2 separate regions of the Homo sapiens genome follow, and region 1 is linked to region 2. Evidence: read pairs that join two places in POLR2A ChIA-PET (ENCODE). Cell type or tissue: A673. All regions are shown on one strand. Each heading gives the region's core, and the rest is flanking DNA. Links, peaks and the distances in the headings are about the cores only.

Region 1 (5,371 bases), core at 136-5,135, 240 kb after region 2:
CTGCTTGTGTTGGCCTTGAGGGCTGGGATATAATTATCCCTGTTAACTTTAAGAAGAAAACCACACACAAGATTTATAAATGCAGAAAGGAGAGAAGAGTTTATTTCTTATAACGGGGGTACAGCAGGCTGGAAAGGGTGCCTCTGGACAAGACCAGAGACAGGCATTTCGAAGGAGGAAGGCTTGGGGTAGGAGCTTTATGCTGAACAGGTTGGCTAAACATACATATTCAACAGGTTACAGGAGGAGCTGTGAATATTCATGAGGCAATCCTGATGCATGTGCATTGAACGAACATGCATGTAACATATGACCCACTTTGGGGTGGGGACATAACTTTTAAACGTATTATGATTAGGCCCTATACATCAGAAGGTCTTTTCAGGATCCAGAAACATGCAAGTGTGCAGTCTCTGTAAACTGGCCAGAACCAGTCCATGGTTGGTGGTCTTATCTGGAGAAAGTTACTGAAATCAGTCTCTTGTCCAGTCAAAGCTGTAGTTACGGCTTGTGGAACAAGGGTCAGGTAGTTAGCCTCTGTGAGCTGGATGAACTGTAATTGTTTTAATATTGCTTATCTCAAGGCCAGCGCTCTAGTTTAGCTGCTAGAGAAAAAGAAAAACCTTGTGGCAGTTGGGACATAGTTTATTCTATAAGTGTAGGAGTGGGTGACTTAACCTTTGCCTGGCATGGCCTTAGGTTCTGTTTATAATTTGATACCTTATTGCCACAAAGAATCTGTTCTGTCAGTTTTAGAATCTCTGTTTTAACATTAAGGCTTGTCAGTTGTTGTGTCTAAACCAGAAGAGGGAGGGGGTGTAACGAGGTGTCTGATCTTCTGTCCCGTCATGGCCAGGAAGTCAGTTTTAAGGTTTTAATGGGGTCCCCTTGGCCACAAGGGGATCCATTCAGTCAATGGGGGGGCTTAGGATTTCAAGTTTATACCCCAAAGAACAAGGCAGATTCTAGTTTCTTAAGGCTCACAAAATGGAAAGAGCCCTTCCTTATTCAGCTCTTCTACTGCTGTGTTAGTCCGTTCTCACATTGCTATCAAGAACTACCTGTGAGTGGGTAATGTATAAAGAGAAGAGGTTTAATTGACTCACAGTTCCACAGGCTGTACAGGAAGCGTGGCTGGGGAGGCCTTAGGAAACTCACAATCATGGTAGAAGGCAAAGGGGAAGCAGGCATGGTCTTCACATGGCTGGCAGGAGAGAGAGAGCGAAGGGGGAAGTGCTACACACTTTTATACAACCAGACCTTGTGAGAACTCACTATCATGAGAACAGCAAGGGAGAAATTCACCCCAATGATCCAATCACCTCCCACCATGTCCCTCCCCCAACTTTGGGGATTACAGTTTGTCATGAGATTTGGATGGGGATATAGAGCCAAACCATATCAATTGCTTTTCTTCAGTTTCGGCCATTCTGGTCCTGTGGTCCAAGAAATACACCCAAGAGGTGGGCTGATGGGAGAAGGCCCAAGATCAGGCACAGGAGCTGAATTTCCCTTCCTATCTACTCCCTCCTCTGTGTTCCTCCACAGATCACGCCCCATATCCTGTGAACCCAGCAGCTGCTTCATACCACCCAGTGCGAGAAGGGAAGGGAACACCGAGGGCACACTTGAGTGGGTACCCCAGTCCCTGCCATGACATGGGATCTTAAGGAACAGAGGGGCCTACACTCACTTAGCCCACCAAATCCCTTGCCTCTGCATTTTGGAAATCCAAGGGCCTTCACACTGCCAGCTGGGGGCATATATCTCAGTCTAATTCCCAAATATGAATGATATACAGAGCACTGCGCAGGGTATTGTGGGTAGGTGGGAGCCTCAAAGATGAACACAGTCTCAGAGTAAGGACGAGGAAAGCCTCACGCATGAGTGACTGTAACTCAAGAAAGGATACATGAAGGCAAGTTGTGAAAACAGTTACTCTTTTAAGGCCTTCTGAAGAGACTGGTTAAAGAAGAGATCTTTATGCAGACTTGGGGTAGTGACAGGGAGATGAGGTCTGGATGGGGCACCCTCATCCTAGCAGACACCAGACCCACTCTGACTTTGGAGAAGTCATCTCTCCTATCTGGGCCTAACTGGGGGGAAAGAAATACTAGATCCCTAACCTACCTTTTGTACTCCCCAAAATTTGTGAAAGTTCTAGAAGAAATCAAGAAGTGGGGGAAGCTTTCTCAGCAGGGCATAAAACCCCAAAGAAAGGAGATTGATATAGTACATGACTCATAAAAAAATTTTAAACATCACTGTGGGAAAAAAATACCATACATAGTCCAAAGACCAAGGACTGCCTGGGAAAATATATCTGCAGCATATTCATTGGGCAAAGATGTCATTTCCTTCTTTTACAAACAACATATGCAAATTGTCTTCGATGGGACTCATTTCCCTATCTGTATGAACATCTTGGTGAATGCTTGGTGACCAGTGTTCACCAAGAGCCCAGACTTCATGGACATTGCCCACTCTTTGAGGCTTCTTGGGGGTGCATATGGCTTAGGCATGGCTGGGAAGAGCAGGGATCACTTACCGGTCTCTGGGGAGCAGAACCCTGCCTGGCTGCCTGCCAGCTGACCCCAGCCACCGGGTTGTCCCTAATCCAGACTGGTTTCTGAGGATGAGCGGTGTGGGGTAGGGCAGAGCAAGATCAGGGCTGTGCCCACTGACACTCACCTGCACCCCATGTTCAAGGCCCCTGAAGACTATTTTCCAGTTGAGCCTAAAGCTGAAGAAAATTGTTCGTTTGTTGAGCTCCAGGTGCAAGGCACATTTCTCTCTACTTACTGAGCACCTCGTGTGTCAGACACTGTTGGGTACTGAAAGGTTCCCAGGCACAGAGAGCTGAACGTCCTGAGAAGAGCCTGATGCTCGAGTCACGTCTGAACCTCCTACCTGGGAGACCAGCTCATTCCAGTTTGCCCAGGGCTTTGCTACCTCCCAAGAAACCCCACAGTCCCAAACAAACCAGGATAGTTAGTCACCCTAAGCCTAGCTGAGCCTCTGTCTCACCTGAACAGCTTTTAAAAGTGACAGACTCTGGGCCTTACCACAAGAGCTTCTGTTTGCCTACATCTGAGCAGGGCCCACAGGTCACCCTGAGGCTAAACGGGTTTGGGAGCTACTGATGTGGTCACATTTAAGACACACATGGGAAGTACTTCGAGAGACATAATGGGATGGTTTTGTAGTGGAATACAGGTCTGCTTGCAAAGCCCAGTAACAAGGGCGAGGAAAGAAAGTGACTTTATTTATCAAAACTAGCAATGGGGAAATGACCAGAGTCATATCCAAAGTAACCATTTTGAGTTTCTGGGGAGAAGGCAAGAGCTTAAAAAGGGAAACTTGATCTGGGAGGCAGGCAGGATGTATGTTGAGTACAAGGTCTGTGTGTCTTGTTTCGGTGGCTGTCTTGGGTCTTGGTCCACCTGGAACGTGGGCTGACATCATCTCAACAATAGCTGGGTTGTTGAGTAGCTGCCTGGAGGTAATTGCTGGAATTTTGCAGCTGGGTCTCCAGGCTTGGTCTGTCTGTCTCAAGATTGGTCTGTCTGTCTCAAGATTAACCCCTGGAACCTTCTAAGTAAGCACGTAATTAGATACTAGCATACAGTTAGATAAATGTGAAGAGAGTATATGGTGGGAAAGGGAGGGGTGTGGAGTCTAATTTAAGGTTAAGGGAAAAGGCTTCTACCATTTGCTTCAAGGTTACGTCTCGAGACTAGGGAAGAAAGACAAATGGGGAGAAAGGTTTTAAAATGCATTTTGAAGTGAAACTGCCCAGTTACAATGTGAGACACCTTAAATCCCAGGTCGGCTGCTGTAGCTGTGTGCCCTTGGGCCAGGCGTATAACTTCTCTTGGCTTCAATCTCCTCATTCATAAATGGATTAACAGTGGGACTGATCTCTTAGGGCTGTGGATTCAATGAGCTAATATATGAAAGGGCTTAGCTGAGTTCCTGGTGTGTGGGAAGTACTCAGAGGCTTTACCTGTTCCCTTTACAAGAATCCATGTAGGTTTGATGTGCTTTGGGAGCCCAGAGAAGGGAGTATAAACTTCCCAGGGAGATCCAAGCATTAGGCATTTAAGATGGGACATGAATAAGAGTTCCTGAGGCAGCAAAAGGGGAAGGGCATGTATGTATAAGGATATGAAGGTTGTCAAGGGCTGACCCTGTGTGGCTGAGCAGAGGTGAACAGGGAAGAAACCCTGAGGAGGGGAACTGGGACGGGGCCTTGTCTCTGGGCCTTGAATACACAGGAAAGGCTGGCACATGGGGAGACATCGAATGTTATCATCAAGGAGAAGTGGGATCAGATTTGTGATTCAGACAGATCATGTTGGTGTGTGGGGGAGGACAAGTGAAGGGCTGCTGGAATGTTCCAGGTGAGATATAATGAGGGTGTGAACTCACTCTGGACAGTGTGGCTGAAAGAGGGATGAAGGTGTCATCTCGCCGTCCAGCCCAGCGCAGGCAGGTGACCCAGAGCACTGCCTCCCCAGCCTGGTCACACAGAGCGGCTGTCTCACTGCTGCCAGTGCCCCATGGCTCTGCAGCCTGGACTTGGCTAGCCTTCCCCCCCCTCCCTTGGTGATCACCCTGCGTCCACTGCAAGGCTCTTCTTACCTCTTCATCTGATCTGATGGCCCAGCTCCAAGCGCACCTGTGGGGAATGGGGACTTCCCTGGTTTTCATCCAGATGAGGGAGAAGGTCTGCGTTGCACACCTCACGGTAAAATTCCTTAGAATCTCCTTCAAACCTCATCATTCTTTCCTCAGTTTCTCTTCAGGTGCCAGGCACCCGTTTCCTCTATTTCCCTCTTTCTGCCTTTATGGCTTTTAAAATCTTTCTTCATGCCCTGAGCGATTAAACTCTGGCTCTCAGCTTGGGGACCGAACTTGTTAGATCAAAAGCCCAATTGTTCGTCGGCCCCATCACTTTAGAATGCAGGTTAGGGACTATCTTTGTATACTCAGACACATATATAGGACACAATTTACCAAAGTACCAAAAAGCAAATGAACAACGATAGTGACAGCAAACCCCACAGGCTCTGCCCCCAGGGCAGGGCTGCGGAGTAGGCCCGACTGTGGTACATCTGTGTGTGCTGCTGGTGGGGTTCCGCATGCCGACATGCAGGGTCTTCCTTCCCACGTGGGATGCCTTTTCCAGAAATGCTTCAATTTAAAGGGAAGGGGAAATGTGTGTGTGTTTCTGGGAATTGGCTTTTATTTTATTTTTTAAAATAGAGACAGGGTCTTCCTATGTGGCCCAGGCTGGTCTTGAGCTCCTGGGGTCAAGGGATCCTCCTACCTCAGCTTCCCAACGTGCTAGGATTACAAGGATTACAGG
Region 2 (5,371 bases), core at 74-5,073:
GGAAAAAACCTGGCTCAGAGAACACTCAGCTGTCACCAAGTTATCCTTCCTTCTTCTCAACCACCCAGATGAGACCTCCATTGTCCCCAGCCCAGGCCTTGGCTGCCCATCCTCTCACTTTTCCTTCAGGGAGCTCAGGGGACGGTTGGGGTGGTCAGGAAGGGTTTGCCTTGGAACCCGTAGCTGTGCATCAGGACACACTGGGGGTCCCTGGAAGGAGTTCCTGTGTGAAAATAAAAGAAGGGCCAGGTGTGGTGGCTCACGTCTATAATCCCAGCACTTTGGAAGGCCGAGGCGGGTGGATCACTTGATCCCAGGAGTTCGAGATCAGCCTGGGCAACATAGTGACACCTCATCTCTACCAAAAATTAAAAAAATTAGTTGGGCATGTTAGCACGTGCCCTGGGAGGCTGAGGTGGGAGGATTGCTTAAACCCGGGAGGTCGAGGCTGCAGTGAGCTGTGACTGTGCCACTGCACTCCAGCCTGGGCAACACAGTGAGACCCTGTCTCAAAAAAAAAAAAAAAAAGAAGAAAAGAAAAGAAAGAAAAAAAGAGAAAATGAACAGAATGAACAGGGGCAGTTAGAAAAGAATTGGTATGAATGCTGGAGGTTTTCTCAGCACTCCCTGAGCTTCAGTTGCATCCTCTGTAAAATGGGAATGACAACAGTTCCCTCTCTATGAGGGATCTGCTGGGGCATGAGCTGGTGAATAGATGGCACCATTTACACGTGGAAACCACTCCATCAATGTCGCCAGTGCTGGCAGGATGGGCCAATCCCAAGGCGGGTGTGCTTTTGGGTACTGATGGGGCCTGAGCCTCCTGAAGGCCACACCCCTCCCCAGCCTACTTTAGTTGCTGTCAGGCTGCAGAGTGCTCTGCTCTGGGCTCTTGGTGTTTTTCTTTTTTTTTTTTCTTTTTTTAAATTTTTTTATTTTTATTTTTTGAGACAGTTTTTCCTCTTGTTGCCCAGGCTGGAGTGCAATGGTGTGATCTCAGCTCGCTGAAACCTCCGCCTCCTGGGTTCAAGCGATTCTCCTACCTCAGCCTCCCGAGTGCTGGGATTACAGGCATGTGCCACCACGCCCTGCTAATTTTTTGTATTTATAGTAGAGACGGGGTTTCTCCATGTTGGTCAGGTTGGTCTCAAACTCCCGACCTCAGGTGATCTGCCCGCCTCGGCCTCCCAAAGTGTTGGGATTACAGGCGTGAGCCACCGCACCCAGCCTGCTCTGGGCTCTTGTTACAGGTGAATGTCACTCACTGGCAGCTCTCCCTGCTCCCCCCAGCACAGGGGTGAAAGTGGGCAGTAATTCTGGGATAAGGGACACTTTGAGGCAAGGTAATCCCCTCCTGCCAGTCCCTGGAGGAGAGGAGGGGAGTGTGCCTCTGAGGCTCCCCAGCAGGGTGGGCACGCTTTCTCTTCCTGTCCTGTTCTCCAAGCCTCCTTGTGGGAAAAGTCCATCAGCCCTTAGGGAGGGCCGGGCATCACCTGGAGCTGGCGCTAGGGAGAGAGGCCAAGGCAGTCAATGAAGAGCCTTGGTGGGCCCAGTGCTGAAGGAACGGTGGAATATTCTGGTCATGAGTCAGTCAAAAATGGCCAAGCTCCAGGCCTGGCGGTAGCCTTGGGGGTCTATGTGTAGAAGAGAGGGTGGACATGCCTGGGCCAGTTCTGGATAAAGGCAGGGGATGGGGAAAGCCATCTGGGGCAACCACTGTCCCCCTGGCATGGGATTAATGCCACTTAGAGGTGGAAAAGAGGCAGCAGCTGCCATATCCCAGGAAAGTCACTGACCTTTAGAACAGGAGACAGAAATAGCCCTGGAGAGTTCAGAATCCTGTGTGAGAGAGGTGGCCAGGCCAGGCAGGGCAGGCCCCAACATGAGGAGGGGAGGAGAACCATGTTAGTACCCACTGTGTCAGACATGATGCCCGGCATTTCACAGGCCTTCCTCACTTACTTTCCACCTCCAGCCAGCAGGGTATGCATGATTGTCTCCATTTTATGGATGAGGAAACTGAGGCTCAGAGAGGCGTGGCCAAACTTGTCGTCAGCAGAGTTGGGGCTGAGCCAGACCTCGCTTGTCTGACAGTCCACGTGTCCCCATGGCTTCCTTCACCCCCAGCCCAGTTGCTGCTGCCATCATGGGTGTTGGATGGGGTTATCCAGCTGAACCTGTACTCAGCTAGCCTGGTATAGGGGGGTGGAAAACCTCTCATTGAGGCCTGGAGGCTCCAAAAGGTGAAACTCAACTACTTCTGCTTATGAAGTCACCCCAGAGCCTCTTAATCTTGGCAGCCTTTGGCCAACTTTCCTTTTCTCCCTTGCTCACGGAAAGAGGGACTGCCAACATTTCTCCCCTTACGTCACCTCAATTGTGCCAGGCTCAGGGCTAGGTGGAACCCCTGGAGACCCCTCCCCTGTGGCAGTGGCAAGGATAAGCTTGGGGGAAAGGGCCCAGTCAAGCCAAGGTCTGAGAGGGTAAGAATAACAACGTGTTAAAATAACACGCTGACTGGCTGGTGGGCTCCTCCTCCCTTCCCTGATGGTGTTCCAGCCTCAGCAGCTCCCAGCTGTTTCTGCTTATCTGAAGCCAGGGAGACTGGTTGCCTGGATACCAGGCTGCTGATTCGCAGTTGGGTCCTTCAGGGGCAGGCAGAGCTGCTGCATCTCCAGCCAGCTGGGCGTGGCACCCTCAGCCCCCTGCACCGGCCCTGGGAAAGGTGGCAGGGAGGACTGGGGGTCAGGTGGGGAGCGCTGATGGAAGAGACCCCTTGTGCCGGAGTTGTTAGAGAATCTGAGCCCTGCCGTTTGCTGGCTGTGTGACCTTGCTCGTGCTAACCTCTCTGAGCTTTTGTTTCTTTATCTGTGAAGAGGGGATAAATATCCCCTGCCTCGAAGAGCTGTTGAAAGAATAGATGTGGGCTGGGCACGGTGGCTCACGCCTGTAATCCCAGCACTTTAAGAGGACAAGGCTGGTGGATCACTTGAAGTCAGGAGTTTGGGACCATCCTGGCCAACATGGCAAAACCCCATCTCTACTAAAAATACAAAAATTAGCTGGGCGTGGTGGCACATACCTGTAATCCCTGCTATTCAGGAGGCTGAGGTACAAGAATCACTGGAACCCGGGAGGGAGGTTGCAGTGAGCCGAGATTGTGCTGTTGCACTACAGTCTGGGCGAAAGAGCCAGACTCTGCCTCAGAAGAAAAAAAAAAAAGAATAAATATGATGAGTAAGTGACTGCACAACAGAGCACTACAGCTCAGTAATCCTGACAGCCTACCCAGCACCGTTGGGCCCCATCCAGAACCTTTGGTCTGCATCCCACAGGGAAGCCATGCGGGGTCACTGAAGCAGGCAGCTGGGGAGCCTCAGAGGAGGTGGCCTCGAGCCTGCTTCCATCCTCTAGGGATGGAGGCTATGACCCAACCTGGGGCCCTCAGAACTTAGCTGGGGTTGAAGGGCCAGCCTGGGGATGGGTTGGGGAAGACTAGGCCAGACAGCAGGCCGCTGATGGCATCTTAGGTGATGAAAGGAAAGCCAGCTTTGTGTCCAACCAATGGTGAATGTTCCCGTTCAGCATCCTTTCCTGGCAAAGGGAGAAGTTGCCGGATTGCAGGTGGAAGACTAGGGAAGGAGGCAAGAAAGCCCAGCATCGTGAGCTGTCTAAGGTCCCTGTCACCTGCCCTGGTTGAGTAAAGAAGACAGCAAGACTGGGCTGGGCGCAGTGGCTCACACCTGTAATCCCAACACTTTGGGAGGCTGAGGTGGGCAGATCACCTGAGGTCGGGAGTTTGAGACCAGCCTGGCCAACACGGAGAAACCCTGTCTCTACTAAAAATACAAAATTAGCCAGGCATGGTGGCAGGTGCTTGTAATCCCAGCTACTCGGGAGGCTGAGGCAGGAGAATCACTTGAACCTGGGAGGCGGAGGTTGCGGTGAGCCGAGATCACACCACTGCTCTCCAGCCTGGGCAACAAGAGCGAAACTCCATCTCAAAAAAAAAAAAAAAAGACTGCAAGGCCAAGGGAGCAGGAACAGGACCAAGAGGACATGTCCTTCTGGTCTGCTCAGATCTAGTGGTCCCCATGTGACCTTTTTTCACTTAAGAGATGAGTGAGGCAAGCTCAGGGCTGTGGGCTGGGGGCTGGCAGAGCTGGGCGGGAGAAACCTGAATCTCCTCTGCAGGAAGGGCTGTTCCCAAGCTCATCTGCTGGCTCTCCCGAAACCTCTCCAGAGCCAGGCCCATGGAGCAGGCACTGGGTCCAGATGAGAAGCAGCAAATAACCATGGGCTCTCAGTGGCCCCGAGGGGTGTGCAGGGCCATCACAGACCCTCTTCTTCACCCTCCTGACTTAGGAAAAGGGCAGCGAAGAAAAGGGCAAGTGGGAAGGGAAGGGAGGGGGTGCTGTTTCACCAGGGCCTGTACCTTTTTACTCCCTTAATGCAGCAGGAGAGCAGCCTGTGCCTGCTGGTAGCAAAGAGACCGGAGCCCATGAATAATGCAAAGAAGAGCATGGGGCAGCTAGAAAATGGTTACTGTTTCGTCAAAGTGGGGAATGGGCCTGGAATGCAAAACAGAGGGGAGACAGGGGCTGGAGTGGAGGCGAGGGCTTGGTGCTGCCCTTGGGCCACTGGGCTGAGGGACTCGCCATTCTTGTGCTGAGCCCAGCTCCTGGCTCTGGCCTCTCTGTGGCATCAGTAGCAGCCCAGGGCTTGCAGACTGGGCAGAAGGGTTGGGCCCTGCCCCAGGCCTGGCCTTCTGTTAGGGCGACTGGAGGCAATGGCCACCCATCATATCTTCACAGAGTTGCTGGCACTGGCAAGCAAAGTAGAAGGGAGGTTTGGCGGGAAACTGAGGGAGCTTCCAGAGATGTCTTATCAGGATGGGTGGGGCACTTCCAGCTGCTTGGAAGTTTGAGAATTGGGGAAAACTTAGGGGTCAAGGAGTATCATTTAAGAGTCAAAAGAAGGTACACTTTGGGAGGCTGAGGCAGGCGGATCACCTGAGGTCAGGAGTTTGAGACCAGCCTGGCCAACATGGAGAAAACCCATCTCTACTAAAAATTACAAAGAAATTAGTTGGGCGTGGTGGCACATGCCTGTAGTCCCAGCTACTCAGGAGGCTGAGGCAGGAGAATTGCTTGAACCTGGGAGGCTTAGGTTGCAGTGAGCCGAGACCATGCCACTGCACTCCAGCCTGGGTGACAAAGCAAGACTCCGTCTCAAAAAAAAAAAAAAAAAAAAAAAAAAAAAAAAGAAGAAGAAGAAGAAGAAGAAGGAGAAGAAAGTAAATCAGTACATCTATAAGGATGGATTTGGAGTAGGTATGAGTGGAAAAGGTACCGCCTGTCCTCACTGCCTT

The links. ChIA-PET counts read pairs that join two places held together with the same protein. Peaks named below come from ENCODE experiments on the same cell type or tissue, not always from the same donor. Only the 100,000 strongest peaks of a DNase experiment are listed, where the experiment ranks them.
Region 1: POLR2A ChIA-PET joins it to region 2 with 5 read pairs; 2 of 35 experiments call an interaction of 5 or more read pairs at or near these places.

What each region holds. Positions count from the first base shown.
Region 1 is chr14:76,694,650-76,700,020 of GRCh38, reverse strand. No RefSeq gene overlaps it. Among named protein-coding and RNA genes, the nearest start is that of VASH1, 64 kb to the left of the region's middle. In A673, for the core only: no CTCF peak of the experiment used is centred there; no DNase peak of the experiment used is centred there.
Region 2 is chr14:76,934,632-76,940,002 of GRCh38, reverse strand. No RefSeq gene overlaps it. Among named protein-coding and RNA genes, the nearest start is that of LINC01629, 22 kb to the left of the region's middle. RefSeq lists enhancers at 1-64, 3,977-4,574, 4,575-5,173. In A673, for the core only: no CTCF peak of the experiment used is centred there; a DNase peak (open chromatin) is centred at 2,592.